2 separate regions of the Mus musculus genome follow, and region 2 is linked to region 1. A link is a loop called in an ENCODE intact Hi-C map of the cell type or tissue named here. Cell type or tissue: left cerebral cortex. All regions are shown on one strand. Each heading gives the region's core, and the rest is flanking DNA. Links, peaks and the distances in the headings are about the cores only.

Region 1 (15,666 bases), core at 2,425-10,424:
TTTACGCAGGTTCAGGCAATCAAATTCAGGTTGCCAGCCTTGAGTGCCCATGCCTTGGCCCACTCTTGGCTAGAATTTTTTGGTAACTGGGTGTGGAATATCAATGAAAGCTGGGGGCCACAGTAGGCTGCTGCCAAGGACTCCTGGAGACCGCCCATCCTCAGGGCTGACATTGTTGCTGTAGATCACAGCACCCCTGGAAGAGAGAGCAGGGTGGGGTCACAGAAACCTCTACTGAGCCTGGCACAGATGGATGCCAGCAGCCCCGGATAGAGCCCAGGCACTGAGTTGGCATGGCTCTGCTGCCGGAGATGAGGGTGAGACAAACAGCAATTAGTGGAGCCCAGGCTTGGGCTCTTAAGGCTAATTACCAATTAGATGGGGCTGGGCGATTAGCAACATGAAAGAGACAGTCAGCAAATAGTCACTGCCTGGCAAAGCGGAAGGTGGGGGGGTGGCCAGCGGCTGGGTCTCCTAGTGGTTAGTACGGTTCAAGAACCAGCAAGGAGTCCTCAAGGGTAGATTCCTTGTCGTTTTGGTTCCCAGGATTAGCTTCAGACTGGAACTGGATGGCCTGGCTTGCTGATGGCTCTGGGGTGGTAGCAGTTCGTACTTTGCCACACTTGGCCAGGTGATCTCTGCAGGACAGAGCCTTTAGGAGCCTTCATGGCAGCCACCCAATCGCCCAATCGGATGCATTTGTGTCTGGAAGGGTGCCGGCAAGGCTGGAGGGATGGAGGGAGGGAGGGAGGGAGCGAGGGAAGGAGGGAGGCCAAGGCTGATGGCTTCCTTCCTCCCTGTTCCTGGCTCAGCACTTCTTCACTATTGCTCTCCCCCCTCCCCCACCCTCCATCCTCCCTCCTGCTATCTCCTCTCCTCTCACCCCCACATCTTTTGACTGCTGGCTTTGCTGGCTTTCCTGTCTCAGGCTCTTGCTCTGTGGGTCTCTCTGTCTCCTTTCTTGAATCCCATAGTCCCTGCTGTCACTTGGGGTGGGAAATAGGCTGCAACAGGAAGACCTGAGGCTAGACACAGATACAAAGATCATCTGATAGCAGGAGTGAGCCAACCCGGGGAAGGTGGGTGTAGGGACCGCCTCTCACTACCAGGCCATGTGTGGATGACCCCATAGAGGACTCCGCTGTAGGCTCCCGGCAGCAAGAACCAAATGAGTCCTGCTGGAGCATGGTCACAAGTCTACCCCTGGCACATCCCTCTTCTCACAAGTGTCTGGTAGAACCTTGACCAGACCTGGAGGGCCAAAAAGCTGAAGGGATCCCATCTTCTGAAATGGCTTCCTTTTCGACTTTTCCTAGGCTGGCCTGGCTGGCTGCAGGGGCTGAGGGTGATGGTCGGGGCATCGAGTCTCTGTGTGCGTGTGTGCGTGTGCGTGCATGTGTGTGTGAGAGAGACAGACAGAGACAGACACAGAGACACAGACAGAGACAGAGAGAAACTTATCTCAGCCACTGTCTATGTCTCTTTGTCCTCTGGGTCCACAGAGGACAAAAGGATGCTGCTGTCCTGAGGGGATACTCTGTGGAGTACAGAGGGGTGGGAGGAGGGGGGAAATTGGGGAAAGTTAGCAGAAGGCCCACCAGGGGAGGCCTGTTTGGAGGAGAAGGAGGCCTCAGACCAGAAGACAAGCTTAACAGTGGGCGTGGTCTAAAGCGCTCCTTGGCCGCATCTCCTTGTCTTGGCAGCTTTGACCATAAATGTGCTACACAGGAGATCAAAGCATGCTGGGCTCCTGCCCCAGTGTCAGTGGGGTTGCAGGGACTGCCCAGGGGGCCCCTAGGGACAGGTGTCACACCCCCAGCTTCCCCTCCAAGTGGCTGCGTTGGAGTCCTCCCAGATGGGGAGAGTGACCTGGCGTAGGGGAAGGAAAGAAGAGCATCTGCCGGTAGGAATGTGGAAGGAAAGGAAGGGCCATCTCCAGGGCTGGAGCGGGGAGTGCCGGGGCCCCTGTTGGGGCTTTTGGCTCTGTGTGCTTTGTACTGCCACCCCTACAGTGGGTACTTTCCTGGGCCAGAGCCCTGCCGTGGTTAGAAGACGATGACCAAGCCAGTGGTCTTCTGGCCTCTGAACTCACCCCTCAGCTATGCCCCCCAGACAATGGGGTTCTTTCTGCACAAGATGGGCACGAGAGGACCCGTCATGGACTTGTGACCTGAGGGACAGGCCTGCCCCAGGCCATGGTTAGGCTTGCTCACACTTGTGGTCACTAGCTGGCCTTAGGCCAGGGTGGACTAAGGAGAATGTGGGGCTCTCCTCACTCTCTGGCAAGCCAATGCCCGGGATTCCAGTTGGCATGAGATGGCCCTATCGGGCATAGCTGGAGCCTACAGGCACAGGCCAGGGCTGAGCTGTTTCTGACCCCGGCAGTAGGTGCCTAATGAACAGATACCCAGAGCAGGGCTGAGAGGATGGAGGAGAGAGAGGATGGGGAGACAGAGAGAGAGAGAGAGAGAGAGAGAGAGAGAGAGAGAGAGAGAGAGAGAGAGAGAAAGGTTACACCTGGACTGGGTTTGAGGAAGGAGTGCTCAGAGCACACCCTTACTGGTCCCTCAGGAAGAAGGTTCAGTCTGAAGAAAAGGTGCTTGCCAAACAGATGCCCAAAAATCTCAGAGGCAGAGAGGCAAAAGCGAAAGACAGAGGGGACGTTATTGAGGATAAAGGCTCAGAGAAAAAGCCCATTTCATCAAGAGACGATCAGAAGGCTTCCGAAGGGACTAGGGGCATTGGAGGGGGGATTGCTCTGGCAGGCACGGCTTGGATCTGGAAAGGGGCTTACCGGGGAGGGAATGTGCAGAAAAGAGCACAGAGAGGCCAATCTCAGCTGTAACCTTAGCACAGCACAGGGTGGGGGAGGCCCAGGTTTCTGTCTCGAGCTCAAAGCCCTGTCCTGCCCTCTTAGTTCTCTTGCAGCCCACACCCTTGGGCAGTGGAGAGATGGGTGGGGGGCAGGAAGCACGGTTCCAGCCGCCCCTCGCCCTCGGTGGCCGGACAGCTGTTGTGCGCAGCTGCTGGGGGCTCTGGGGGCTGCGGCGGATTTGATTTGATTCAGGCCCCAAAATAACTAGTGTAGCAGGAAGCGGCCCCTTCCCCCATCCCCTCCAGGACACTCCATCCGGGGGTTGGGGGGGCTGCGTTGACACCTTAGAGGTTCTACCCCATCTCCGCCTCGTCCCTGATCTCCCGAGCCCCGGTCCTTTCTTCCCCCGCTCAGCCTGCAGCGCTTCACCAACGGGTGCTGAGCTCCCTGCTGCCCTGCTCCACACCCCTTCCTCCAGGAAGCCCGCCGGGTCCAGGCCGCCAGAGCTGGCTCTGCCCACACACGATCCCAGCTCCGCCCGCAGCCCTGAGCATCGCAGCCGGGGCCTGTGGCCAGGCACGGGCGGGTTGCGGAGGGCACACAAAGACGCGGGCTGCCCCGGCCTTTGATGAGTAATGGCTATTCCCTGGAGCCACGATTCCACTCGGCTGCTTTGGCGCCCCCCTGCCCCTCCCCACTCCAGCTCCTCAAATAAGACTCGTTTTTGTTCGCAGGACACAATGCGAGAAAATGTCACCCAGGGGGCGTGCCCCCTGGCCCCTATCCCTGACAACCGGAGCTCTTAATCACTGGGCCTCCTTCCTCCCCAGCCTCCCTCCCCAGCAGCTGGGGGAGCTGAGGGAGCGGGCAGCAGTCAGGGTAGGGGTGGCCAGTTACCACCTTCTTGCTCTGAGCGCTCTTCCAGCTGTAGGTTCTCCCCACTCCCCAACACACACACACACACACACACACACACACACACACACACACACACACCATCTCCTGTACTCAACTGGTTCTTCTCTTGCCATCAAAACCTGCCAGGACCTCTATACAAGTGTTGCATCAGAAAACTGTAGGAAGCTTTGAAAAGTGCAGTACCAAGAGAAAAGGCGTCATCAAGAGTGGTAGTGCGTGAGGACCGATGTCTGTCCTTTCTACAGCCACTGTGTCCAAGCTGGCCTGCCCAAGGGGACTTTCAGGCTGAGATTCCACTGAAGAGATCTCTCTTGTTTGGATAGATTTAGGGCAAGAGGCTTTCTTTCCATGCAAGGGCTCTGTGGCCAATGGTGGCATTAAGGCTCAGAGCTGAATGTGATGACACCTTTAATCCCAGCACTGGGGAGGCAGAGGCTAGTGGATCTCTGAGAATTCAAGGCCAGCCTCGTCTAAAGATCCGAGTTCTAAGACAGCCAGGGCTACACAGAGAAACCCTGTCTTGAAAAACAAAAACAAACAAAAGGATTGACTGAAAGAGACAGAACTGTGGCTCTCCCCACTTACCTCCCTGAGAATCTGTTCATCTCCACCGCCATGTGAGTGAGTGCTCTACCTGAGAACTGTGTGCCTTGCTCTGCAGACCCAGCCTCTCTGGCTCAACCCACCCTTAACTTCTATATACACTTCTGGAGCCTTCTCTGCAGAGGTCTCAGTTACCAATCACATCATCTCTCCCTCTAAAGCGTGTGTCTACCTGCTCACTTTCCTCCATCTCTTCAGTCTCTGTCTCTGTCTCTGTCTCTGTCTCTGTCTCTCTGTCTCTCTCTCTCTTTCAAGACCTCTGTACCAGGAATCTGGGAAAGGACTCTCTGTCTCTGTGTGTTTCTCTCTGTCTCTGTGTCTGTGTCTCTCTCTTGCTCTCTGGGTCTCTGTCTCTCTGTCATCTCTGTCTCTGTGTGTCTCTCTTGCTTCTGTCTCACTCTCTTGCTCTCTCTCTTTCTCTTGCTCTCTCTGTCTCTGTTTCTCCGTGTCTCTGTCTCTCTGTCTCCGTCTCTGTCTCTCTCTCTCTGTCTCTCCCTCCCCCCCTCCTCTCTGTGCCTCCCTCCGCCCCTCCCTGCTTCCACTCTTGTCCCCCTACAGTGCATTTGCCACACAGCAGACAGAGCAATCTTTATAAAATGGGAATCAAATCATGTCACTTCCTCACTTAAAAGCCTCCATAGACTTCTCATTGCCCTGAGACTGAAAGGGAAAGTCTGCTGTCAGTGAGGTGTGGAGGCAGAAGGATGGACAAGAAGGCACTTTTCCCTGTGTGAGGAGGGACCCTCCCCCCCCCAACCCCGCCAGCCAGGTGGTAATTGCAGTGCAGAGGCCAATGCCCCTCCTTTGAGGAATATGCTTAGACTTATAAAACTTGTGTGCCCGAGGCCCCACGACGACAGACGGAGCCACACTGCTTGCCCAGGTCTCCCACCTCATTTGCTGCCCATCTTCCCTTTCCCTGACTCCAAGGAATTCAGGGAGACAAGGGAAGATTATATCCCAGCGTGTGACTTCCAGGACTATTTCTGCAAGCATTTAATCACTCAGCACATGTACTGAATCCCTCCACAGAGTCAGAGTTAGGCACGGCGATTCATAAATAGGGATTCTGGCCTATCGGCGAGGGCAGACAGATTACAGAGAAACATAAGATGTGTAATGGGAAGCCTGTCTGGAAACTGGAGGGGAGGGACATAGGGAGGACGAGGAGGACGCAAAGGAGACAAATGTTTGTCCTTGACCCCAGCCTCTGCAGAGGAGTCTGAGTTCACCAGGCAGATGTCCAGGAGCCCCTGGAAGAACACAGGCTGGCTGATCAGAGCATGGAGAGAAGTGTGGTGCAGACAGGTCAAGGAGCATGCTGGGAACTGAGCTTAGGCCGGGCAAGCAAGGGTCAGACCATGAATGGACTGGGAAGTCTCATTAGGACTTGGCTTCATCTTCAGACCACAAGGCTACAGTGGGGATGCTAGGACAGAAATGTGCATAATCAGATTTGTGCTTCAGAGAGCACTCTGGCAGCAGAGAGATATGATAGACCGGAGAGGGGACAGGCTGGAGTCAGGGAGACGGACTGTTCCGGAAGAAACGGTGATGGTGGGGTGGGGGTGGGGGTGGGGGGTGGGGACATTTTCAGGGAAAGCCTGCCCAGACTTCGTGAACATGGAGTGGGACACGTGAGACAAGAGAGCTCGATGTGGACACCTGGATTGCAAGCTTAGGTGATTGGGGGAAGGGAAGCAGGGGTGGGGGTGGGGAAGACATGTGAGGTAGATATCTGAGGGACAAGCAAGTAGAGACCTGGAAACCTTGTCTACACTTAGAGATGAAATGTGCCCTGGGGCAAGGGCCCAGGGGTCATATCAAGAGCATAGAGATCAACAGATGGCTCTCTCAGTGTCCCTAGGAGGTTGCTGCCTCTCATGCCTTCCAGAGGAATAGCCTCACACAGGAAGATGAAGTCAGGCCAGGAACTGATGCTTGCCTGCAGAAACCAACACCAGCCAGGAGTTACATGGCCGTGCCAGGAATGGGTGAACCTCTACCCCCCTCCCCCCATGATTGTGCTTTAGAAAACATCTGACGAAGCAAATCCTCATGTTTTTCAGATGCAGAAATGGAGACTGGCTTTCCCACCCCACCTCACCCCCTAAAAAAAAAAAAATTACACATTGGGGTGAGGATGGAGAATCTGCAATTACCAGTGAACCATGCACAGTCTATTTCCATGGAGCCTGTGTGTGACAGGGTCAAAGGGAAGGTGTCTGGAAGAGGCCTGGAGACCCTGCAATTGCTGACCCTTTCCCATGGTAGATGGCTCCCAATCCCTAGAGAGCGCCACCCTGTACTCAAGGACACTGGCTCCTCCTAGTGGCCATGTGGAGCATTGCTTTTGATTCCCCATTGGCTAGAGCAGTCCCTAGAGCATCAATTTCCCTCTGATTCATTTCCAAATTGAGCCCAGTCCCAGTGGCCTTCACCCCGGGGCAGACCTTCCTCCTCACAGGGGACTCGGTCACTCTCAACAAGGCTGTGAGCTGACCCGCAGATGCTCTCTTCCTCGGGGACTGGACAGAATGTTTCCACACTTATAGCAAGGGACAGGAGACAAAGAGTCAGTCCATGTTGGTGCCTCTCACAGCCCACCTGGACCAGAGGCACCCTGCTGCCTCCTCCAGGCTGGACACAGTGCTTGCAATGATGGTATTCAGTGTCCATGGGAGTCAGAAGCCCACACCACCGGTCCACCCCTTGCTCCTGGTTGGAATACCCACACTCATTTAGTGCCTGCTGTTCAATCCAGCACCACGTTAGTAACTTATTTATTTAGGTGTTAGAGTCTAGCATGTGCTAGCATGTCTAGGCAAGGGGTCTATGCTGAGCCACATGTCCAGCCATTGTCGTGTAGGACTTAAATAAATAAAACCGTTTCCAGGACCAGAGTCGATGGCTCAATTGATAAAATTCTTGCTATTCAACCATGAGGTCTGGGCGAAAAGCAAAGGATGGCTGTAGATGCCTGTAATCTAACACCAGGAAGGAGACAAGAGGATCTGAGGGCCAGTCTATCTCAATCAGTGAGCTCTAGGCTCACTTGTCTAGGCTCAGAGACCTTGACATAGAGATAAGACGGCAGAGCGTGGTGACACGTCACTTTCAGCACTTTTTCTTTTTCTTTTTTTTAAAGATTTATTTATTTATTTTTATGTATATGAGTACACTGCAGCTGTCTTCAGACACACACCAGAAGAGAGCATCAGATCCCATTACAGATGGTTGTGAGCCACCATGTGGTTGCTGGGAATTGAACTCAGGACCTCTGGGAGAGCAGTCAGTGCTCTTAACAGCTGAGCCATCTCTCCAGCCCCACTTTCAGCACCTTCATCCCAGCACTTAAAAGGCAGATGCAGGCCTGCCTCTATGAGTTCAAGGCCAGTCTGGTCTACATAGTAAGACCCTGTCTCAAAAAACAAGAACAAAGACAAAAATAAGGTAGAAGTGTGATTGAAGAAGACACCCAAGGTCAACCTCTGGCTTCCAGATGCCAGGAGCATGTGTAAGCACGCCTGTGCTTGCCAGTGCACACAGAGCAGGGAGGGAATGGAAGGGAGGGGAGGAGGGAGGGGGAGAGGAGAGAGAGAAGCTGACTCCAGGTTCCTCTGGTGACATCAGCGGTTATGCAGCCCCTCTCTAGGATACAACCAGTCTTCAGTTCTCTGCTGGGATCTGCCTGCAGCCCCCAGCTTCTTCGCTGCTCTTTCCTTTGGAGGGCAGTAAGTAGCAGCCACACCTGGGGGCTTCCTCAGCAGTGTCAAGAACCCCGCTTTTGCTCCTCCCACCCCCGTGTCCAAGAGCTTAAGATTTTTCATGCCTGGCAGCCCTGGGGAAGAGGTGGGCTATGCCATTTCTGAGATTTTATGTCTTTTTCCCAGGACGAATTGGTTGCATGGGTGTCCACCTGAGGCACCGTGTCTCCTCCTTCCAGCTGGGGCTGCACTTCTGGGATAACAAAAAGAGAGTGGTCCTGAGGAGGGAGGGCAGCCTCTGCTGGAATAGCCCTTGGAGATGATCCCAGCCCTAGCTGGCATTCACTTGAGCCCTGAGGTGCTTCTGTGCACCACTTGGGGGGGGGAGCTCCATCACCCCCATTTTGCAAAAGAGGAAACAAATCAAAGACGCAACTGTAGTCACAGAATGGCCAAGTGTCCTGACTGGAGTTCAGTGTCCTTTCCCACAACAGCTCACCCTGCACAGCCTGAGACGTCCAAGAGACCTGTTTGGAGATGGCTTCAGGCTCGGCGACCTGGAGAGATGGATTCCCGGGATTGACTCCAACACAGGTCCGCCTCCTTCTCCCTCCTTCCCTTCCTTCTTTTTTCAGTCTAAAGATCAGGAGACCCTAGAAGGTAAGAGCTCAGCTTCTGTCACTTCTGAATTGGCCGCAGCACAGGATCTGACAGAGCACAACCGAACAGTAGCTGTGTTGGAAGAAGGGTGGAGCCAACGTTCGGGGCCTGCTGAACTCTGACTCACTCTTGAGGAGTCCTCTGTGGAGTTGGGCCAAGCTCCGTGCCCTGGAACAATCTTCATGGTGTTTTGCTCTCTGTGAGCGCTGAGTAGTGGTGGCCAGGGAGGAGTAATGAGTGTTACAGTGTCCCGTGAGAGCTAGCAATGTGCAGGTGGTGACCCTATAGAAGGGCAAGTGTGTCACAGCAAGGAACTCAGAGCCCAGCCCAGAGCAAGGACAATGGGGGTGAGGGGTCCTCCAGCTCCCTCTACCATCACCTGAGCTAACCACTGACACAACCTTCCTGACAGGAGCTGGTAGCTTCTCTCTCTCTCTCTCTCTCTCTCTCTCTCTCTAACACGCCCTCCCCATCACCATGAGAGAGCCCTGGCTTCAGGGTCCCCAAGTCCCACTCTGACCCTGTTCCCTCCCACCATTCTGCACATCTCCAAACCAACCCATCCGTTCCCTTCACAGCGCCCTGGTCTCTGATGCTCAAACTCCCTTCTCCCTTCCCAGAGGACTCCTTGTTCCCCGAAGTCTTCTTTGCAGCCATCCTGGGGGTAATGGGTGGGAGGATGGAAAAGGTAGTTCTCACATAATTTTTTTTTCCCATTCCTACCCTCTGCCTATAGAAGACAAGCCCTCAGTCCCTTCCCTTTTTTAATGACTGTCTCCAACCTTTTGAAGGACCATTGACTTCCCCCTACCTTGTCACCACCCAAACATCTCTAAAGCCTCTCGTTCCCAACGTGATTATCTCAAAAAGCACCTCATGTCCTTCTTGCCCACTCACTCAGGTTTCCTTAGCAACCCTTCCTCAGGGCCTCCCAGGCAGGTACCATTTTCTGCTACCCGATAGCCCGTCTGAGATTCTAACCGCTCCACCTAACTTCCCCTCCTTTTTAATTTTATTTTCACTTTGTGTACATGGGTGTTTGGCCTGCACGTGTGAGGGTGTCAGACCCCCTGGAACAGAAACTTGTCCTGGCTGGTTTTGTGTGTCAATTTGACACAAGCTGGAGTTATCACAGAGAAAGGAGTCTCCCTTGAGAAAACGCCTCCATGAAATCCAGCTGTAAGGCATTTTCTCAATTAGTGATCAAGGGTCCCCCCTTGTGGGCCCAGCCCATTTTAAGTGGTGACATCCCTGGGCTGGTAGTCCTGGCTTCTAAGAGAGTAAGCTGAGCAAGCCAGGGGGAGCAGCACCCTCCATGGCCTCTGCATCAGCTCCTGCCTCCAGGTTCCTGCCCTGTGTGAGTTCCTATGCTGACTTCCTTTGGTGACGAACAGCAATGTGGAAGTGCAAGCTGAATAAACCCTTTCTCCCCAACTTGTTTCTTGCTCATGATGTTTGTGCAGGAATAGAAACCCTGACTAGGACAGTTGTACAGGCAGTTGTGAGCCATCATGTGGTTGCTAGGACTTGAACCTGGGTCCTCTGGAAAAGCAGCCAGTGCTCTTAACTGCTGAGCCATCTCTCCGGCCCTCTTTTGTGCTATGACAAGTGACCAAACTTCAGCTGGATCAGTCTGCTATTTACATACTCCAGCACCTGGCTTGAAGAGCCAGCCATTGCTGCAGGGGACTTCAGGACCTGCTAACAGCCATCATTATTCACAGTCACAAACCTGAACGGGTGCAGGTTGGCCATCAAGTCTGCCCTGTCTTAGAAGTCTTGCTTCGTTCCATCTCGTGGCTCACGCCTTTCCTGGAACCTGCCCAGTCCCCCAACTTCCTCTCCTCCAACTCAACCTTAGCTATCATGAAGCTGCCACGACTCCACCTCTACCTACCCCTAGCCTCACACCCTCCTGTCTTTGTATTGTCATCCCTGCTCTGTGACCCAGGTCTCCTCTCTGTTCCCCAGTCAACATCTTTGCCTTTTTGAAGGTTTTGCTCCGCTCCCATGCCCTTTCCTAAACCCACCCTTGCAACACCAGATAAAGTAGCTCCTGGCAGCCTCCACGTCGGTGGAGGGGGGTCCCAGTACCTGTGGGATGGGCTACCCCTCTTTTCTCACTTCATTCTCCACCCCCTACTTCACTGCTAATTTCCTATCCCTAAAGAATCATTGACACAGTCAACTGCCACTTCCTCCTGTCCTGTTCTGTCACCTTCCCCTATGCTTGCAAAAACATTCAGGGGAAAGCCAAGGGAATGGAAGCCAGGTGCTCCGTCGGATCCCAATTATCTGTACATTAAAAAAGGATGCCAAAAGTCTTAATAGCGGCTGTTTCTTAAGGTTCGCTGGTTTTTATTTCAGTTTTTATGATCCAAAAAAATAGTATTATAGAGAAAGAAAAACATCGCTTTAGCTAGATGTCTTGTGCTTGTGCCTAAGAAGTATAGGCACCTTGTGCTGTGTAATTATCACGGCATGTTCTTGGTAATTAATTAATCAATGCTGTATGTAATTATTTTGATATACACATATTATGAAATGATGACTCCAATCAATCCAGTTAACACATTCCGCTTATTTTTAGCAGGTTAGGAAAACAACTTTGGTTACATACAGAGTTGGTTTTTTTTTTTTACACTAACAATAGGGTTTCATTTACACAAAACTCTGCTACTTTTCCTGTCTGTTTTCTTCTTATAAGCATCTGTCTCTCCTTCTCTTCTTCCTCCTCCTCCCCTTCTCGTCTTCTTCCTCCCTGCCCCCACTTTTAGAGACTGAGTCTTGCTATGTAACCCCGGCTGTCTCAACCCCATGATCCTCCTGCCTCAGCCTGCTGAGTGCTTTAATACAGGCATGAGCCTGTATGCTCTTTTTATTGTTGCTCTTTTTGTATTTATTGTCAAGGATAGATACCTATGTAGTATAGATGTATATAGAACTCAGAGTTCCAGCCAGCTGTGATGGCACACACCTTTAATCCCAGCACTAAGAAGGCAAAGACCTTGGATCTCTGTGAGCTCAAGACCAGCCTAGTCTCAAAATTTTTAAAAATGAACCAAGTTCCAGAAGGTGCTTAAAGAGTGAGGAGCACCCTCCCCTCTTCTTCACCATTGCAAAAGATCACACTTTTGTTAGTTAGTAACTAGCTAATAGGCAAGGTCTTGCTAATTCTAACTCCTGGTCTCTAACTCCTATTCTATCCCCTGCCACAACCTTGGGAGTGCTGAGAGATTATAAGTAGACGCCAGGACTCCCAGGTGCTTTCAAATCTTCATTTGTGTGTATTTTAGACTGGGCCCTCAGTAGCTCAGATTGGTCTTAAACTCACTGTCTAGGCAGGAATAACCTTCCTTGGACTCCTGATCCCATTGCCTCCACCCACAAGTGCTGGGATTACGGCTTTGTGCCACCACATCTGGCTTCACTCTGTCCCTCTTTTATCTGTTGGCTCTGATGACCCCTTCACATTTCTAAACATAAACACACTACCTACTCTACTTGCAGAATTCCCCACGGCCAATACTTACCTATTCCCTTCCATTGAGGAGATGAATATTGAGCCCATGCACACCGTCCTCCCTGCCCCCTCTGACCCAGAGCAGCTATCTCATAACACACTTCCGGGAGCTTTGAAGTGCTAATCTTTCACTATGAGCACAGTCCGCACACGGAGACCTTTCCTATGGTCATATACTAGGAATGAAATCTGCCTCTCTTTAAATTCTGACTACTTTTCTATGTACCTATTGCTAACTCATGCGCACACTGATAGAAGTAACATCTTCTTTTAGTATTTCATTCATTTGTTTTATTTGTGTGTGTGTGTGTGTGTGTGTGTGTGTGTGTGTGTGTGTGTGCGCGCGCAGGTACATGCATGGACGCATGTATGTGTGGTCTGGAGGTCTACCTCAGGTGTTGTTGTCTAAAGGTTATTATGTATGTGTGTTTTCATGAGTTGGTTTGCACCACAATCATGCAGGAGCCTGAGGAGGTCAGAAGAGACCCTGGAGCTGGAGTTATGGGAGACTGTGAGCAATCGTGTGGGTGCCAGAAACCGAACCAGGTCCTCTACAAGAGCAGCGTGTGCTCTTAGCACTGGAGCATCTTTCCAGCCCCTGCCTTGTTTTCTTTCCTGGATCTCTCACTGGCCTGGAACTTGCCAATTAAGCTAGGGTGCTGGCCAGTGGGTCTCAAGGAGCCTTCTATCTCTGCTTTCCTACTGCTGGGAATGCAAACTTTGTGTGTATGCCTGTGCATACTTGCACAATAACCAGGGTTTGACTTCAGGTGTTTCCTTAGTCATTTTCCACCTTACTGGTATGTGTATGTCTATATGTGTGTGTGTGTGTGTGTGTGTGTGTGTGTGTGTGTGTGTGTGTGTGCTGGTCAAAGGTTAATGTTAGGTGTCTTTTTTTTTTGTGGTTTTTTGAGACAGGGTTTCTCTATATAGCCCTGGCTGTCCTGGAACTCACTTTGTAGACCAGGCTGGCCTGGAACTCAGAAATCTGCCTGCCTCTGCCTCCCGAGTGCTGGGATCAAAGGCGTGCGCCACCACCACCTGGCAATATTAGGTGTCTTAATAATTCTCTATCTAGGGGGCTGGTGAGATGGCTCAGTGGGTAAGAGTACCCGACTGCTCTTCCAAAGGTCCAGTGTTCAAGTCCCAGCAACCACATGGTGGCTCACAACCATCCGTAACAAGATCTGATGCCCTCTTCTGGTGTGTCTGAAGACAGCTACAGTGTACTTACATGTAATAAATAAATAAATCTTTAAAAGACAAATAATTCTCTATCTATTTTTTTTCAGAGAAAATGATCTCAGAGTGAACCCATTATGTAGATTGACTAGCCAGAGACCCTCCTCTCTTCACCTCCCCAGTGCTGGGAGTTCAGGCACTCACAGCCACACCCATCTCTTACATGGGTTCTGGGAGATTGAACTCAGTTCCCCAAGCCTGTGCAGTGACCTCGTCCCTGGATGAGCTGTTTCCACATCCTCCTCCCCCTCAGGATCTTCAACCATCTTTCCTAGTCACATCTCCTCCGGCTCCCATCTGCTCCTTGTGGTCTTCAGGCTCCTGCCTAACTTTCATTACCACTGTCTTAGACACCTTTGCCCTCTCTCACTTGGGTGTCTTATTTGGGGGGTGGGGTTTCGAGACAGGGTTTCTCTGTGTAGCCCTGGCTGTCCTGGAACTCACTTTGTAGACCAGGCTAGCCTCGAACTCAGAAATCTGCCTGCCTCTGCCTCCCGAGTGCTGGGATCAAAGGTGTGCGCCACCATGCCTGGCTGGTGTCTTATTTTCTGAACCCTCACTCTTTCAGCTTTTCTTCCTCTTTGGCTCTAGGGCATCCTTAAGTCATTTCTTGAGAAATGCACAAGCTAAAACACTTTTGTGACCTTAGGTGTAGAGCTCTTGATAGCTTTGTCAGAGGACAACCTGGGGGACTCAGCTCTGTCTTCCCACCATGTGGGTTCTGGGACTCCAACTCAGGTCACCTGTCTTGGTGGCAAATACCTTTACCCACTAAGCCATCTCAGTGTCCTGTAAACATTTTACATCTGGGTTTTTATTTTTTACAGTTGAGCTCTTTATGTATACTGGATGAAGCCCATTCCCATACAAATAGATCACTAGCATCTCTCCACTTAGGTCTCCTTTAACATCATTTAACGACGGTTATCATTTTATCATACAGGTATAAATGTGTATTCCTAAATATGTTATCGTTTTGAATGTCATAGTTTTGATGGTATAATAAGTTTTTTAAAAAGATGTATTTATTTATTTTATGTATATGAGTACACTGTAGCTACCTTCAGATACACCAGAAGAGGGCATCAGATCCCATTACAGATGGTTGTGAGCTACCAAGTAGTTGCTGGGAATTGAACTTAGGATCTATGAAAGAGCAGTTAGTGCTCTTAACTGCTGAGCCATCTCTCTAGTCCCCTATAAGTGATAGTTTCCAACATTAGTTTCCAAATGCCTCTTGCTCTTGCATCTTCTACCATTTCTAAATGTAATCACTGCTTATAATAGTCCTTTTGTGTATTCCTTAGGATTTTTTACATATGTAATCATGTCATCTGCTAATGGAGTTTTACTTCTCCTCTAAATCATATGCTGTCTTCCTCCTCTTCCTCTTCCTCCCCCTCCTCCTCTCCCTCCTACCCCTCCTCCTCCTCTCCTTCCTCCTCCCCCTCCTCCTCCTCCCCCCCCCTTGCCTGTTGTAGGCAACTGCACTGACTAAGGCTCCCCCAGCCCATGATGAATGAAGACTGAGCATCGTCTTTAGGGAGGGGATAGGGAGGGAATGAGAGCTGCCGTGGGATGGGACAACACGGGTACAGGTGTGAGTGCACATGTGTGTTCATGTGTGTGGAGGCCAGCGGTTCATATAGGGTGTTTTCTTTGGCTACCACGCACTTTATTTACTGAGGCACGACATCATGCTGAACCCAGAGCTCACTGATATTGATAGTATGGCTAGCCAGCTCACTTTAGGGGAATCTTCCTTCTAAGAACCAGATTACAGGAAGATGGCCACGCCCACCCAGCATTTCTGTGGGCCCTGGGGATCTAAACCCTTACTCCCTTACTCTTCCTGCTTGGCAAGGGCTCTAGCCATTAAGTCACCTCCCCAGCCTCAGGCATCTTCTTTAATTTAGAAGAAAACAGTTGATTTTCTATCTCTTCCTCTTTTTCTTAATCTTGTTCTGGTTTCAGGAATGGAAAACTCTTTCTCTGAATATGTCAATTACAGCAAATGGTTTGTTTAGATCTTTTATGCCTTTGTCTCGGGCTCTCCTACGCTTTTTGTTTGCCTTGTTTTTTTTGAGTTAGTTTTTGTTTGATTTTCTTTCTTGCTTCTCTTCTGCTGAATTTCGTCACTTGACTGCTTGCTCAGACAAGTAAGACCCCTAAGATGGCTGGTTAGCCCCCCAGATCTT
Region 2 (15,666 bases), core at 3,790-11,789, 260 kb before region 1:
ATATTGGCACAGTTCAGTTGGGGAATGTCAGTTGAGCTGTATGAACATAATTTTGATGCTCACAAGCTTCAGCTTGTTATTTCCCTACAGGCTAGTGTTTGTTTGTTTGTTTGTTTGGAGACAGGGTTTCTCTGTATAGCCCTGGCTGTCCTGGAACTCACTCTGTAGACCAGGCTGGCCTTGAACTCAGAAATCCGCCTGCCTCTGCCTCCCAAGTGCTGGGATTAAAGGCATGCGATACCACCACCTGGCTTGTTTGTTTATTTTTATGTGTTTGTTTGGTTGGTTGTTTTGAGACAGGGTCTCACTATGTCTGGCTGTCCTGGAACTCCATATGTAGACTAGTCTGTCTTGGCAGGAAGGTCTCTGTGGGTTCAAGAGCACTGAGATCAACTCAGAGATCTGGGTGCTGGCATTAAAGACATGTTCTACCACAGCTGGCTGCTGGCTGATTTTTCAATGGATGTATGGGTGATTCCTTATGCCCCTGAACACATGCACACACTAGTTCATTGGGAGACAAAATATCATCAAATATTTAAAAAGAAGGATGTGAGGTATTTAATGTATGAAAACCATCTGCACGTTTGTCCTGCAGTGGCTTATAGCATGTGTGATGTTCTGGTACCTTGGCCCTATTATGTCACCCTATGTATCAGTCACCTTTGTGTCCAAGAGCCTGTGTACATAGAGGGGCACTGATCACATCACACAAATGAACGTGACTGTAGAGAGGATTAACAAGTCTCGAGGAAAAAGAACAAAAGTACTCTGGGAGAAACAGTTTCTCCTAGACTGTAAGTTGTCAGGCTTAAGGAAGTGACATTCTTCTGTCCTCGAGGCTAAGAGAAAAGGTACAGGGAGACCCCTGAGGGTCACTGCAATGTCACAGGCCTGAGAAGACCCTGGACTGAGTCTCTTCTCTTTCCTCGTCAGATACTTGAGGTCCCTGATGGGCACCGTGCCCCAGCTCCTCCACAGAATAGCAGCTGTGACCATTCCCTCCTTTTGGAGCCAGGCAACCTGACCAGCTCTCCCTCCGTGCCACTGGCATCCCCCCAGCCTCCCAGCCAGGCCAGCCGTGAGGAGCACCAGGGTGCCACCGAGGAACTAGCATCCATCCACGGTAACAAAGGTAAGTCATGGAACCGGAGCACTAGAGCTGGCTCTGGGCTACAGCAGGGACTCCACTGATCTTTGCTGTGAAGCATTCAGGCCTAGCATTCTGAACCAACCAGCTCTGTGTGAGTCAGTTCTGCACACTATACCTGTGATAATAATGGTCCTTACAGCACTCTGACTCCATGTTTATATTATAAATTCTCTTACCCAAAAGAGCAACCTTTCCCATCCCTGTTATTTGGCTAAGGTTCAGGCTGCCAAGGTAGAAAGCTAGCCCATCTGTGTTCAAGGGTTCCCTTGACTCATATCCAGGAAGACCTTCAAGGCAGTTACAAATTAGATAAGAGAATATAGTCTCTTATTCAGGGTCCTGCATGTTTGACCCAGACTGATTCCACAAATTTTTGGTTCTAAATCCCTAGTTTCTACCATGTAGGACTTGGCTTTCTACTTAGAATAAGGCAGGAATCCTATTAACACCCAGTGTTAGAAAAAAACGGTTGCCCGCACCACCTGACTTGTTCATAGTAACCTCATGAGCTAGGCTGGTCAAGGGCATCATTTAACAATACACACAGGAAATAGACAGCACAGAATGGGAAGGAAGAAGTATAAGAGAAACACAGATAAAGTCAATATTTGCAGCCTAGGCAAAGTGCAGTCACAGGATGGAAAGTGAGAGAAATGTTATCCTCTGAGTGGGGCAGAGTCAAGGTTGCTTCTTGGAGTTAATACAGGAGTCCTCTCTGCAAGGAGGGGCTAGCTTTCCAAAATAAAGAAGGGATGAAGCTATGGTGCTCCTTGGCCAGGGCACTGGCCCCAGGAGAAGGCAGAGGACAGCAGGTATTTCCTTTATGTCAGAGGTCCAGGCATTCTCTTTGCTCCTGGGAATACAGGATTACAAGGAATCTTCTCCATCAATTCAGCAAGTTTTGTCCCCTCTTGTGGTGCTACTGGAATAGGACCCATGGCCTCATACTGTTTAACAAGTGCTCTACAGCTGAGCTACAGCCCCCATCTCCAGTGGTGTAGCATGAAACACAGCAGCCCAAATAGCAGCGCTACCCAGCCCCGTGGTACAGAAGGCTTGAGCTAAGGAGAGTAGAGGTTTTCCTTGGTCTCCACTGACTCAGCCCTGCTCTCTCTCTAGCCTCCTCTCCAGGCAACCCAGCCTTCCTAGAAGATGGCAGTCCGTCTCCAGTCCTTGCCTTTGCTGCTTCCCCTCGGCCCAATCACAGCTACGTCTTCAAACGGGAGCCCCCAGAAGGCTGTGAGAGAGTGCGTGTGTTTGAGGAGGCCACGTGAGTGCATCCCATGGATGAAGCATGGGAGGGAGGGAGGGAGGGACACTATGGAAGGGGAGCCCGTGTTGTCCCACTGTTCAGGTCCTTCTTCAGTCTCCAGTCTCTCCAGTCTAGAGAGTCTAGAGGTTGTCAACATCAGACGATCGGTCTCGCAGATTTTCCATGATCAAACTTGTTGACATTGCCTACTCTGAGCACTTAACTCTTTGCTTATCATTATCTCCATAGAAACCTGCTTTCTGCCCACACGCCAGCCACAAGCGCAGCGGGAGCTGGAAGGGAAAGAGATCTGAAACTTAAGCCTTTTTGTTCCTTCTATTTTTTTTTTTAACCATCCCTGGGGAAAGTGTGAGGACTTGCTAGACCATGATGGGGGGTAGAGGGGAGAGTGTGAGGACTTGCTAAACCATGATGGGGAGGGGAGGGGGGAGGTGCAGAGGCAGAGACAGAGAGACAGAGAATGAATATGAATGAGCGAGAGAGAAAATGAACATACCAGTATTTCTTTACCCACTGGCTGTTCAGTTCCAGTGTTGTAAACTTCCAGGGAGAAATTTCTAATTCTTGCAAGAAAGAACTTTGGAATATTCTCAAGTCATATTGGACGGTTCAGGAGCCAGACACTGATCTCTTTACCATCCGTGTGGGGTTTGACCATGGCCTTTCCTGAGTCCACCCCAGTCCCCTTTGTAGGCCTGAGAGAGCTTGCTCTATTTTCTCCTGCAGCTTTATATTCGTTTAGGCAGATTCACACTGGAAGTTGTGGTTTTGATAGCAGCCAGGAAGTTTAGTCATGGTGTGGGAGTAAAGATTTGGCTAGGTCTGGGTTTGGGCATTGAGGGCACCATTTGTATCTCAGCTGAGGGAGAAGACAACCCATGGGAGTGGGCGTTTTGGAAAAACAAACCCACTGTCAGCAGGTCTTCGTTACCATTCCCACTGCTGCCTGGTGTTCTCCTGACTTCTGGTCCTCTGAGGCACTGTGGAGGAAAAAGGTTTTGTTCTGCAAATTATGCAGGCTTGTAGCTTTCCTCCCTCTCCCATAGAGGCAGGTAGAAGTGAGGCTGTGACTGGTCCTCATTCTGTCACAGGCTCATGAAGCTAGAGCAGTCTCCCTCCCAGTCATCTCTGCTAGCTTCCCACTCTGTGTTAGACCTTTAAGGAAGGTGGTGTTGATCAGTTATTTCCTAAGAAGTCCTGGGCTTTCTTCACGTCAGCAACTTTCCTCCTGGGAAGCTCCTGATGGGTAGGAAGCTCCTGATGTCCCTAGCCCAAGAGACATTTTTAGTTGTCATAACTAGGGAGAAAGGGACATGATCGTGCTGATAGCTAGTTGGTACAGTCCAGGGATGCTGTTAAATGTCCTGTGACTTGTAGGGAAGTGTTCTCTACCATGATCCCTGCAGCAGGAAATCATTCAACTTTGGATGTGAATAGGGTTAAGGCTGAGAACCATGCTTCAGGCAAAACCCACCACAGCAGCAATGAGACCCGAGGGGCCTCAAAAGTGGCAGAGCTTTCCAGGTTTTGACCAGGTTACTGTCATTTTGAGCAGGAACCCAGCTCCCCAGAAGCCCTGCTGAGGCAGTCACCCTTCCAGCTCCCCAGGCACCCTGCTCAGGCAGTCCTCCTTGCTTCGCTGGCTATTTTTCTTGCACTTATGTGTCTGTGTCTCTCTCCATTCCTCAGGTCCCCAGGTCCTGACTTGGCCTTCTTGACTTCCTGTCCTGACAAGAACAAAGTCCATTTCAACCCGACTGGCTCCGCCTTCTGCCCTGTCAGCTTGATCAAGCCCCTCTTCCCCAGTATGGGCTTCATCTTCCGTAACTGCCCCTCCAGCCCTGGCTCCCCTCTTCCCACTGCCAGCCCCAGGGCACCTCGGAAGGGTCCAGAAGCTTCCAAGGCCTCCTCGCTGCCATCTGAGCCATGGCAGCGCAGCCCACCATCGGAAGAGTCTGTGCTTTTCCAGAGCTCCTTGGTAGTCTGAGTCCCCCAGGCCCCTACCACACTTTACCATGGAGACTAGTGCCTTGGTGGCAAGCTCTTTGTTAGCTTCCCAAGCTGGGGGATGGAGGAGCCCTTCCTTCCCTCTTGGCCTTTGAGCACTTTCCTTTATTGTGTCAAAGCCCCAGGTCCTTTGGTGGACATCAGCCCTCCACAGGGAGGAGACTTACCTCCTCCACCAGCAGCAGGCAGCTCACAACTTACACTTGTGTACCTGCGGTTTCCCTCACCTGCCAGAAGGTCTTGAATCTTCTAGCCCAGGGTGTGAGTCCAGATGACTTATAAGAGGCTCTTGTCATGGAACAGTTGGCTGTGGCTAAGAGAGGGGAGGTGCCACAGGCTTCCTGACAGCTCCACTCTAGAGACACAGAAAGGCAGACCAGATGCCTCCCTCCTAGAGGAGTTGACCAGAGTGGCCCTCAGGGCCAGAACACTTGACCAATCAGCTGTTGGCAGGGGACCATGAGATTTCCCAAGTGGCATTTTCATCTCAGTTTTACCCTGACTAAAGATTGTCTTAGGGGAATCCCAACCCAAAGTGAATAGTGGGAAGAGGGGTCTGGCATTCCTTCAGGGGGCATGCAGCAGCCCCGTACTCGCCACCTGCCCCAGGGGGCATGAGCAGCTCCATGCCCTCTACCCACCCCAAGGTTGGGTTGAATTAGAAAAATGCCTATTTTTCTTGTATCGATGTAGAAACTCTATTTTCTCCCAAAGACACTATTTTTGCAGCTATTTGAAGTTTGTATATTTTCCGTATTGCAGAGCTTACACAAAATTGAAGAATGTTAATGTTCAAGGTTTCATATCTTGTGTTTAGAGGTTATTGTGGTTTTTGTTTGTTTATTTTTTGCAGATCTTGATTTTAATAGACCAAATAAATATGTATTCCAGCAGTTTGGGTTTTCTGAATACCTGGGATGGGAGGAGTGAAGTAGAGTGGAAGGTATTGTATCCATCACTGTATCCTGTCTTCAAGAGAAGGAACTTCCATTTAACATACAATGGTCTAGTTGCTGTATGGATGGGCCTTGCTAGAGACTTTTCACAAAGACACATTAACATGACATCTTGTGTAGAATGGAGAATGTGATGTGTCCTGCAAGTGGACATGGAAGTCACTAGGGAAGCGGCCCATTCTAATAAGAGTCCCCCAAAAGCTCCTGAGCGTCAGTGGACTTGAGAGAGAATGTGAATACAACTGAAGGGAGACAGTCTGGCATTTCAGGGACTCCTTGTACTTGCAGGGAAAATGAGACTAGGAAATGGCTTGTAGCTGGAGCAGCATTAAGGCAGTAGCTACCATGCCTATCTGTGTGCCAGTGAGTACCCAAGGCAAGAGTGTGCAGCCTTGGACACAGAAACCATCCTTGTCCTTTCATAGCCTCTCAGATGTAAGAGCTCTTAGATGTTTGAGCAAAGTGGGAATCACCATCCCAACATTCTGTTAGTGCGTGGAACTTATGAAGCATTTCAGCAAAAGGCATTTCCATTCTACTGGGGGGAATACAGTGGTGCAATCATATCTGTCTCAGAAGACTTCAGGAACGCCCACCCCCCATCCCCCGAGCGCAGGTCAGGCTATCCCAAGTACTATCACCAGCAAACCAAATGAGAAGATGTAAGAGAATGTCATTGAAAATATGACAACCGGGCTGGTGAGATGGCTCAGTGGGTAAGAGCACCCAACTGCTCTTCCGAAGGTCCGCAGTTCAAATCCCAGCAACCACATGGTGGCTCACAACCATCCGAGATCTGACTCCCTCTTCTGGAATGTCTGAAGACAGCTACAGTGTACTTACATATAAATAAATAAAATCTTTTAAAAAAAAAAAAAAAAAAAAAAAAGAAAATATGACAACCGTTGGGGTGAGAGAAGAACCATTCTGTGAGTGAAGGAATATCCAAACAGCTTTTTCTAAAAAGACTGTACCAAGTCAGGGAGTAAGGATTGGCACCCTGACCCACTTCACAGCTGGTGCTTCCTAACCAAAGAACCCCCCTGCTGGTTATCACCATTGATCTCACCTGAGGAGACTCAGCCAGGTGGTGGCGGCGGCAACCGCACACATCTTTAATTCCAGCACTTAGGAGGCAGAGGCAGGTGGAGCTCTTGAGTTCAAGGCCAGCCTGTCTACAGAGAGTTCCAGGACAGCCAGTGAAATCCTGTCTTGGAAAAAAATAAAAAACACATGGGGAAACTCAACCCAGGTCAAGTGAATTGTTTGAGGTCCCAGTTGGAAAATAAAAGGCAGAAGTGGAATCCAGACTCACTGTTTGGTTCCCTGGAAGTGTCTGTCTGCTGATTCACTAGAATAAACCAAAGGCCAAGAAAGTAAACGTATAGTGACTCCCAGAAGGAGACACCAGGAAAGGGACAGACCCTATTTTCTCTTAGTCCTCCTAGCCTTGAAAGATGTCTGGCTTGTCCCCAAAGCCTTAGTGAGTCAGGTCCCCAGTGATGGGTGTGGTGCTGCCTGCCTTTCCTTCCTTTGCCTGAGGACGTGCCAAAGGAGCAAGCCTGCTTAGAGGAAAGCAACCCAAGACCCACAACTGCTTGACAATTGGGACTGTTATTAGGTAGGGGACTTGGTGACCTGGTGTTAAGTCTTGCTTTTGCAATTCTAGCAAAGCAGGTGAAGACCCAACTGTTAAATCAGGGAGAAGTCCATGGATGAGACCAAAAATAGGAAGAGGTGTGGTGTGGTGTGGTGTGGTGTGGTGTGTGTGTGTGTGTGTGTGTGTTGCTTCATTGGAGAGTTGGAAGGTCTTGAAGAAAATTTACTTAAGAAGTTGGAAGGGAGCCAGGCAGTGGTGGCGCACTCCTTTAATCCCAGCACTTGGGAGGCTGAGGCAGGCAGATTTCTGAGTTCGAGGTCAGCCAGGTCTACAGAGTGAGTTCCAGGACAGCCAGGGCTACACAGAGAAACCTGTCTCGAAAAACCAAAAAAAAAAAAAAAAAAAAAAAAACACTCGGAAGGGAGGTAAAGAGAAAAGGATTGTAAATTCAACATTATTCTACATAGCAGATTCGAGGACAGCCTGCGCTACATGTGATTATGTCTTTTGTTGTTTTTTAAAAGGCATTTCAATAAATTGAATTTTTCACCTCGAAGAGGTGAGGAAATACGATTAGAGTTGAGAAAATATGATGACTAATACTCCAAACTTGCACAGCACACTTAACAGTTTATAAAACACTTTGGTAAACCTTAGCTCATTTAATCCTCACACCGTTCAATGAGTGACAGGGTGGTTATTACTAATTACCCCTCGTTTGCAGAGCGAGAAAACTGTAGCTCGGAATTTAAGCAACACGTGATGTGCTGCCTCTAAGTGATAAGAGCCCTGACCTATCACAGAGCCTGCCCGGTGGCTCCCTGCCCAAAGAAGAGGACCTGGACTTCTTAGCCAGGTCTTGAACACAGGGTAGACAGGGTTGGAGTCGCTAACGTTGGGCAGCGGCTAGAGGGCGCTACGGCTCTATGAAGCGTTCTTGGCGTTAGGACCCAGCCGAGGCCTGACAGCCAACTGCAAAAAAAAAAAAAAGCCTTTAATTCTCTTCTGGCCTCACCGCCTCTTTCTCCGCCCATCTGTCTATTTTCGCTCTGCGGAGCCAATTGATAACATCCACATACTTATACGTCATCACTATACGCCGCGTAATCGCCTAGGCCTCCCCACCGAGCTCCAGCTTGTAGATGTCCTCGGCGTTGCCTGATCGGAAAAACCTAAAAGAGGAGACAATAACCTCGATATGGCTGGCTTTCCTGGCCACCAGGAATGGAGCCAAGATCTTAAAGCCTTCCTTCTTTCCTAGAACGCTCCTGCCGGGGCAGGAGGCATTTCCCTCTCGGAAGCTCTGAGCTGGCATATCTGGAGGTAGCTGCTCCGGCCTACGAGCCGGCGGTCGCACGCAGCTCCTATGAGGTCCCTGCCGCCGGCCGGCGATGTCCGCCTGGAGCTTTCGCCTTCGCCGCCGGTACCGCTACCTGCTCTGAACGGATCTTCGGCCGACTCGTCCGTGCGTCTCATGGCCGCTAGTAGATCCCTGGTGCCTGATCGGCTGCGCCTGCCGCTCTGCTTCTTGGGTGTCTTTGTCTGCTATTTCTACTATGGGATCCTGCAGGAGAAGATGTGAGCAGACCCTTGAGGGGGCAGGACTCCTAGCATCCCCCAGCCAGGGCCGGAATTCAGTCTCCACCATCCATTTTACGGTCTAGTCTTCAGGCTTCCTGTGTCTGGTACAGGGTTTTCTCTTCTCCGGCTCGGCCCTCTGACCTTTTTTTGCACCCTGCTATTATACATTGCTAGCTGAGCATCCTTGTAATTCTAAAATTTCAGGGCCGGCCTCTGGAGTTTTAGAACGCGATTTTTTTTTTCCCTTTAGATATTTTTACTTTTGTTGATTCCAAGAGTGCTCCGTGACCTGAGCCAGGTCTTATTTTATTTTATTTTTAGAAAGCCCCGAGGTGTTTGCAGACCGTTAATCTTCTTGCTCTGGGTCTTGCCTTTTTTTTTTTTTTTTCTCCTACGGGGGATACTTTTGTTCAGCTGTCTTGACTTTTTTTTTTTCTCCTACCTGTGTCCTTTACGGATATTTTTTCCTTAGGCTATGGTAGCAGTAGGTTGGCGTCTACTGTTTAGACTTAGTTTTTAGGCTTAAATCAAATCGTCTCCTTTGGGTAAATGAGCTCAGTAATCCTTCCTAACTCTAACTACACCCACAAAAGCATGATACTTCCAAAGCTCTCAGTGGATCTGAACATACTTGATGCCACCGAGTAGCACACACTAATTGCTTTTTTATGTGTTTCGTCTTAGCACAAGAGGGAAGTATGGAGAAGGACCCAAACAGGAGACATTCACCTTTGCCTTAACTTTGGTTTTCATCCAGTGTGTGATCAATGCTATGTTTGCCAAGATCTGTGAGTACCTCATAGTAATTTGTTGGGCTCACTCTCCTTCCTCCCATATTCTGGGCATAGACGTGGATTCATCTTTAAAAATCAAAGTTTTCCCTACCTCCACACCCTTGAGTATTTAAACAGCTTCTCTACAGACTGTAAAACCAATGGCTGTGAAATGAGATTAAAATATTAGGCCTCTAAATTATACCAACTTTTTAGTTGGAGACGACTGGGCCGTCTATATTCCAAATCCCCATTGAAAGCCCTTAGAACATTTTCCCCTTTATCCCTTTGACTTCGCTTTGTGTGTCAGCTTCAAACATGTCTTTGTTCCTGTCAGTAGAGTTAAGCCATCCTTTCTTGAACTCAGTGAATCTCTCCCTCCACTCAGCATGTGGTTGTGTTAGGCTTAAGGGGAACTGGGACGATGAATAATTTTCAGAGATTTCCCAGCTTAAGAGGATAGAAATAGCGGTCTTACTTGACAGGCAAGTTCCTTTCCTATGGCCTCAACTTTTTGCTTAGTGGTCCATCCTTGCCCCACCGGGTTTCTCTTGTATGTTTTGTTTGTTTTTGTTTTATTTTTTGTCTTCTCCCAGTGATCCAGTTTTTTGACACTGCCAGGGTGGATCGCACTCGGACCTGGCTCTATGCTGCCTGTTCTGTCTCCTATGTGGGTGCCATGGTCTCCAGCAACTCAGCCCTGCAGTTTGTCAACTATCCAACTCAGGTGAAACCTCAGGGTGAGATGAGAGTTGGCTCAGAAATTGTGTGGACAGGACTAAGGGGATCTTCCCTCCTCTTCCCCTCAGGTCTGTGACTTAAAGGAAACAATCCTAGAAGGCTAGGGAGTGAGCTCAGTTAGTAGAGCTGGCTTAGCATGCGTGAAGACCTGGGTTCCATCCCCAACACTGCATGAGCGAGGCATGGTGTCACATGCCTGCCTGCAGTCCTTGTACTTGGGAGGTAGAGGCTGGAGGGTCAGAATCAGAGGCTCATGATCATGTTCTGCTGTAGCAGTGTATCCAGTTCAAAGCCAGCCTGGGCTACTTGAAACTATGTTCAAAACAAAACAAACCTTGAAACTATGTTCAAAATATAAATAAATAATAGGAAAAAAGAAAGAAACACTCAAAGCAGAGTATGCTTGAGAAAGAGTTTAGGACCTAGAGTTGGGTACAGGTTGGGTTTGGCCATGATAGGGCTGCCTCCTGAGACCAAGCTGTGGGGTTGAGGGCCAATGTTGTCGCCTCTGAATGTAGCAGCGACATCCTTCCTGGGACCCCACAGATGCTCAGAAGTTATTTGCTCACTTTTATTTCAGGTTCTCGGTAAATCCTGCAAGCCAATCCCAGGTAAGCCGAGATGGTGAACTCGGGCTTCCTCTTTCTCCCCAAGTGACTCTGGGTGGCACCATCCCGTCGGAGGTCTCCCTAGTGTCTTTCCTGTCGCCGGTGTTGCTTCCTGTGGTGTGCACAGGCCAAGTGGGAGCGAGAGGCTGACCTTGCCTGCCTTGTGTCCTCAGTTACTGTAGTGTCCCCCGTGTTTTCATTATCATCACACACCCAGAATCCCGTGCGGGCCAGCTACCTCTTCCTTTCAGTGTCTGGTGTCCCCTCCCTTGTCCTCCGCCCTTCCCAGGTCCTTCCTGGACCTTTGACTTTTGTCCCCTCCCTTCCCCACCTGTGCACTACTCACACCCTGTTGCTCAACCATCTTTATCTGGGTGCCAGCCTGACACCCCTCCCACCTCACCCTCGGTAGGGCTTCTTTCTCAGACGTTTCTCCCTCAGTCTTGACATGGCTCTCAGGAAGAGGGTGCTGGGGTCACTGAGACCAGTGGGACTTGAGTTTCACTGTCTTGTTTGCTTGTCTCTCTGTAGTTATGCTCCTGGGAGTGACGCTCTTGAAGAAGAAGTACCCGCTGGCCAAGTACCTGTGTGTATTGCTAATTGTGGCTGGCGTGGCTCTTTTCATGTATAAGCCCAAGAAGGTGGTTGGAATAGAAGAGCACACTGTTGGCTTTGGAGAGCTTCTTCTGGTATGCAGTCCTATTTTGAAGGCAGCCTTTTCTAGCAGATTCTACCAAGGACAGCCCTTAACAAGGCAGGCAGAAAGCCAAGGGAGGGCGTGTTGTCCCTTGACTCCTTCCTGTTGCTGGTCTTTGTTGAAAGGTCCCTGGCTCTGCTATGGCCACAACAAGGAGCCTGAAATATTTAGCCATAGCTAAGGAAGCTCTCCTGGAGAAGAGCTCTCTGAGGTCTGTGTCTAGATCCCTGTGTGAGCTCAGAGATACCCGAGAGCTGAGGAGGAAAGGATGCAGTGTGCGTCCCTGGGTTTCCAGGCAACACAGAAGCCAGACTTGAATGAACGACAGTTGTCATTTAGTGTTAGGCCCTGTCCCAAGTGCTTCACATCGTCGCTGATTTACAACAGTATTCTAACACAGTGTTACCTCCATTTTATAAGTGAAGAAACTGAGGGGAGGCTAACTCACTTGATCACTCACTTGATCACTTAAGTGGCAGGGTTCCAGGCCAGGCAGTCTGATCACAGAACCTAGGCTCTGGAGTATAGTTCTCGCCATCCCCCTCCCCCCCCAACCACCTTTTGAGACAGAATTTCTGTGTATAGGCCTGGCTGGCCTCAAATTTTAAAGATCCGCCTGTCTCTGCTTCCCGAGTGCTGGGATTAAAGGCGTGCGCTACTACTACCGTGCTGGAACACAGTCCTTACTGAGCCAGAAAGCTAGCCTGCGGATGAAGCAGCCCTTGCCCAACTCCCTGGTTCAGTCCCTGTGCACCAGCTTGTAGGCTTTGACACTGAGAACTGGTGGGCTTCCTGCTCTACTCTGATGACAGCCCCATTGTGACCAGTCTGGTGCCTGCCACGAAAGAGGCTGGCACAGTCTTTTTTTTGTTTTATTTTTTTGTTTTTCGTGACAGGGTTTCTCTGTTTAGTCCTGGCTGTCCTGGAACTCACTCTGTAGACCAGGCTGGCCTCGAACTCAGAAATCTGCCTGCCTCTGCCTCCTGGGTGCTGGGATTAAAGGCGTGCACCACCACGCCCGGCTGGCACAGTCTTTCTACCCCTGCACCTGACCGTAGGCAGGGTAATTCTGAGGACTCTGTCCAGGGCTGTGGAGGCACCCTGCTGGCCAGCTCACTGCCGGCTGCTCTTCTTCCTTTCCCAGCTCATGTCTCTGACCCTGGATGGACTGACAGGTGTTTCCCAGGACCATATGCGGGCTCATTACCAAACAGGTTCCAACCACATGATGTTGAACATCAACCTTTGGTCCACGTTCTTGCTTGGTGCTGGTAAGGAGCCATTGTGCTGTTCTGTGCACAGATCACCAGAGGGCAGACTCCTCTCATCCAGTTATCCCTAGCTTGGCTTCCAGTTGTTAACTTCCTTGCAGGCCAAGAGCCCCACTTAATTCCAAAATGTCCTACTGTCTAATGCCTGAGAGACCTTCCTGGAAAGACCAGTGCTGGCAGTATCTCTCCTCTCCCTATTACTAACACTGTAGGGGTAGACATGTTCCAGCAGTCGAGAAGCACACGGTGAAACACACAGAGATAATTAGGAACAGTCTTTCTCATGAGGTAGACAAGACATGAGTATAGTGCTCGCCGACTTACGAGGGCACTGAATGGAGGTTACAGATGACGGCCTTTGCTTTGGAGACGTCTGAGCACACGTAGAAAGTATTTTTCATGTAACACACTGGGATAACGGAGAAGACTGTTGGTGCTAGAGGTGACCGATTCCCGGAGCTTCCTTGAGCTGCAGACCTGTGGGTCACTGTCTGCAACATCTAAGGATGCCTGCGTTTGATCACTATTTAAATTGCTGGTTTGGTTTTGTTTTTAAAGATTTATTTCTTTTATGTACACTGTCTTCAGACACAGAAGAAGAGGGCATTGGATCCCATGACAGATGGTTGTGAGCCACCATGTGGTTGCTGGGATTTGAACTCAGAGCCTCTGGAAAAGCAGCCAGTGCTCTTAACCACTGAGCCATCTCTCCAGCCCACTGGCTTTCGATTTTACTTTCGTTTTTCTGAGGCATTTTCTCACTCTAGTTCAGGCTAACCTAAAACTCACAATCCGTACAGTCTCAGCTTCCCAGACTCTGAGATTATAGACCCAAGCCAAATATACCCACCATCAGTCACTTTGGCAGAAGAAAACCATTAACTTCGAAGCCTTTCTTGGAAAATCAAGTTGGTTTCTGTAACTAGATAAAAGTTTGAGAAAGATGCATACCAGGCCAGAATAAACTCCACACATGGTTCCTCCCCCCAGCTGCCCTCAGGGTGTTTAAGCAGGGCTGCGTGCAGTGTGCGGGTAAGCATAAGACACGCAGGTCACCTCTTCTCTTTTTAGGGATCCTGTTTACTGGGGAGCTCTGGGAGTTCTTGAGCTTCGCCGAGAGGTACCCGACCATCATCTATAACATCCTGCTCTTTGGCCTGACCAGTGCCTTGGGTCAGGTGAGGTCCTTGGAGGAGGCAGCTTGGCTTCCCTCCTATGTGGTTCAGAAAGAATGGCTGGGAGCAGAGGGGAGCAGTTAGCCCTGGTATGGGTGGCGACCTCAGGGCTGTGCTCAGTCTCACTCTGCTTCTCTTTTTAGAGCTTTATCTTCATGACAGTCGTGTACTTCGGTCCCCTGACCTGCTCCATCATCACCACAACCCGGAAGTTCTTCACCATCTTGGCTTCTGTGATCCTCTTTGCCAACCCCATCAGCTCCATGCAGTGGGTGGGCACCGTGCTGGTTTTCCTGGGTGAGTTCTACCCAGAGCAAATGCCTGTAGGGGCCACAGAGGGAAAGCAGCAGAGACTTACCTTGTTATTTTAGAGGAAACTTTCCTAAAGGAGAAAAGGAAGCATTCTTTGTGATGCGGCCTCCCTCCTGTGCATTCCATCTTAGTGATGCCCTTTAATGTCATGGGCATTCAGGATCCTGAGTGGGACAAAGTATGGTATTTACTCCCCTGCTAACGTGTGTGTGTCTGTGTCTGTGTGTCTGTGTCTGTGTGTCTGTCTGTCTGTCTGTGTTTATAGGCAAGCTATAAACAGCTGGCGAATTTTGATTCTGATTTTTCTTTTGGTGTTGGTGTGTGTGTGTGTGTGTGTGTGTGTGTGTGTGTGTGTATGTATGTATATGTGTCTGTGTGTGTGTGTGTTTGTATGTGTCTATGTGTCTGTATATGTGTGTCTATGTATATGTGTGTGTGTCTGTGTGTGTTCCCAGTGTCTTGGTGACTTGTCATTTGTTGGCATTCTCTTGTCTTTGAGGAAGCTATATACAACTAGTCATCCAAAGTGTGTTATGCCCAAAACTGGGCACAGTGATGCCCACCTTTAATCCCAAAACTTGGGAAGCAGAAGCAGACAGAAAGGTCTCTATTTACAGAGTGAGTTCCAGGAAGCTAAATCTATGTAGCGAGACCTTGTCTCAAAACAAACAAAAACAAAACAAAGTTGGCTGCATCTAAAGCCACACCTTAGGGAAGCTAAGCTGACTTCCTTAGGCCATTGGCAGGCTTCACGTCCTCCTGTGGAATTTAAGTAGCTTTTCTCCTTTCCATAGGTCTCGGTCTTGATGCCAAGTTTGGGAAAGGAACAAAGAAGACCTCCCACTAGGAAGAAAGAGGCTTCCTCTACTCCAGAAACACTTAAATTATTATCTCGAACAGTGGCATCTTGGGAAAATGGACTCGGGTCATGATAAGGGATTGGGTTCCAATCTTTTTATAAAAAAAAAAAAAAAAATCAAAGGAAGCAAGATGGAATATTCTAAACAAAGTGCTTAGGGTTTAACAAGATGTGTTGCTAATTTCTGATTTTGCACAAATAAAGAGAAGAAAGGCAAGCTGGAAGTGCGAGACCCTGCTGCTGCTCGCTGGGCTGGGCTGGGCTGGGCTGGGTGAGACTGGGTGGTGAGACTCCCCCCCCTGGAGTGCACAGAAGTGTGTGTGAGCAGGGGGAGCTCTGGGAGTTGGCAGGATTGAGCCAGCAGCCTCTGTTCCCACAGGCGAGCTCTAAATATGCTGAGACAGGTGGCTGGCCCTGAGAGCCAGGGGATGTAAAATCACTTCAAAGCACGGAGGCAAAATGAGTTGCCAAAAAAAAAAAAAAACCCGAAAGGTGTGTTCTCAAGGAACACCTTGAGGTTGAAGTGGGCCCAGGGCCTTAGAATCTGCTGGCTTTTGTCTTGTTCCCCACTGCCACCCCTCAGCCAGAACTTAACCCAGAACCTGTGCGTGAATCATGAACATGTTTCCAAGGCTCCTGAGCATGCTTTCCCCGACTTCT

Evidence for each region. Hi-C counts contacts between places; a loop is a spot of excess contacts. Peaks named below come from ENCODE experiments on the same cell type or tissue, not always from the same donor. Only the 100,000 strongest peaks of a DNase experiment are listed, where the experiment ranks them.
Region 2: it touches region 1 in a loop (2.4-fold over the local background); 11 of 42 quality-filtered maps call a loop at or near these places.

Annotation. Positions count from the first base shown.
Region 1 is chr11:95,642,368-95,658,033 of GRCm38, forward strand. No RefSeq gene overlaps it. Among named protein-coding and RNA genes, the nearest start is that of Phb, 17 kb to the right of the region's middle. In left cerebral cortex, for the core only: a CTCF peak has its summit at 6,672 (motif pointing left); a DNase peak (open chromatin) is centred at 6,673.
Region 2 is chr11:95,376,547-95,392,212 of GRCm38, forward strand. It overlaps Fam117a (family with sequence similarity 117, member A), which reads left to right. Exons shown (of 8, transcript NM_172543.4): 6 at 937-1,135; 7 at 2,273-2,423; 8 at 4,116-5,326. The coding sequence ends at 4,413. Slc35b1 (solute carrier family 35, member B1) reads left to right here and starts at 8,310. Exons shown (of 9, transcript NM_016752.3): 1 at 8,310-8,567; 2 at 9,255-9,358; 3 at 9,940-10,070; 4 at 10,665-10,695; 5 at 11,224-11,381; 6 at 12,534-12,660; 7 at 13,732-13,838; 8 at 13,979-14,132; 9 at 14,942-15,230. The coding sequence starts at 8,464. The coding sequence ends at 14,994. In left cerebral cortex, for the core only: a CTCF peak has its summit at 7,888; a DNase peak (open chromatin) is centred at 8,060; H3K4me3 peaks cover 1,713 bases; H3K27ac peaks cover 871 bases.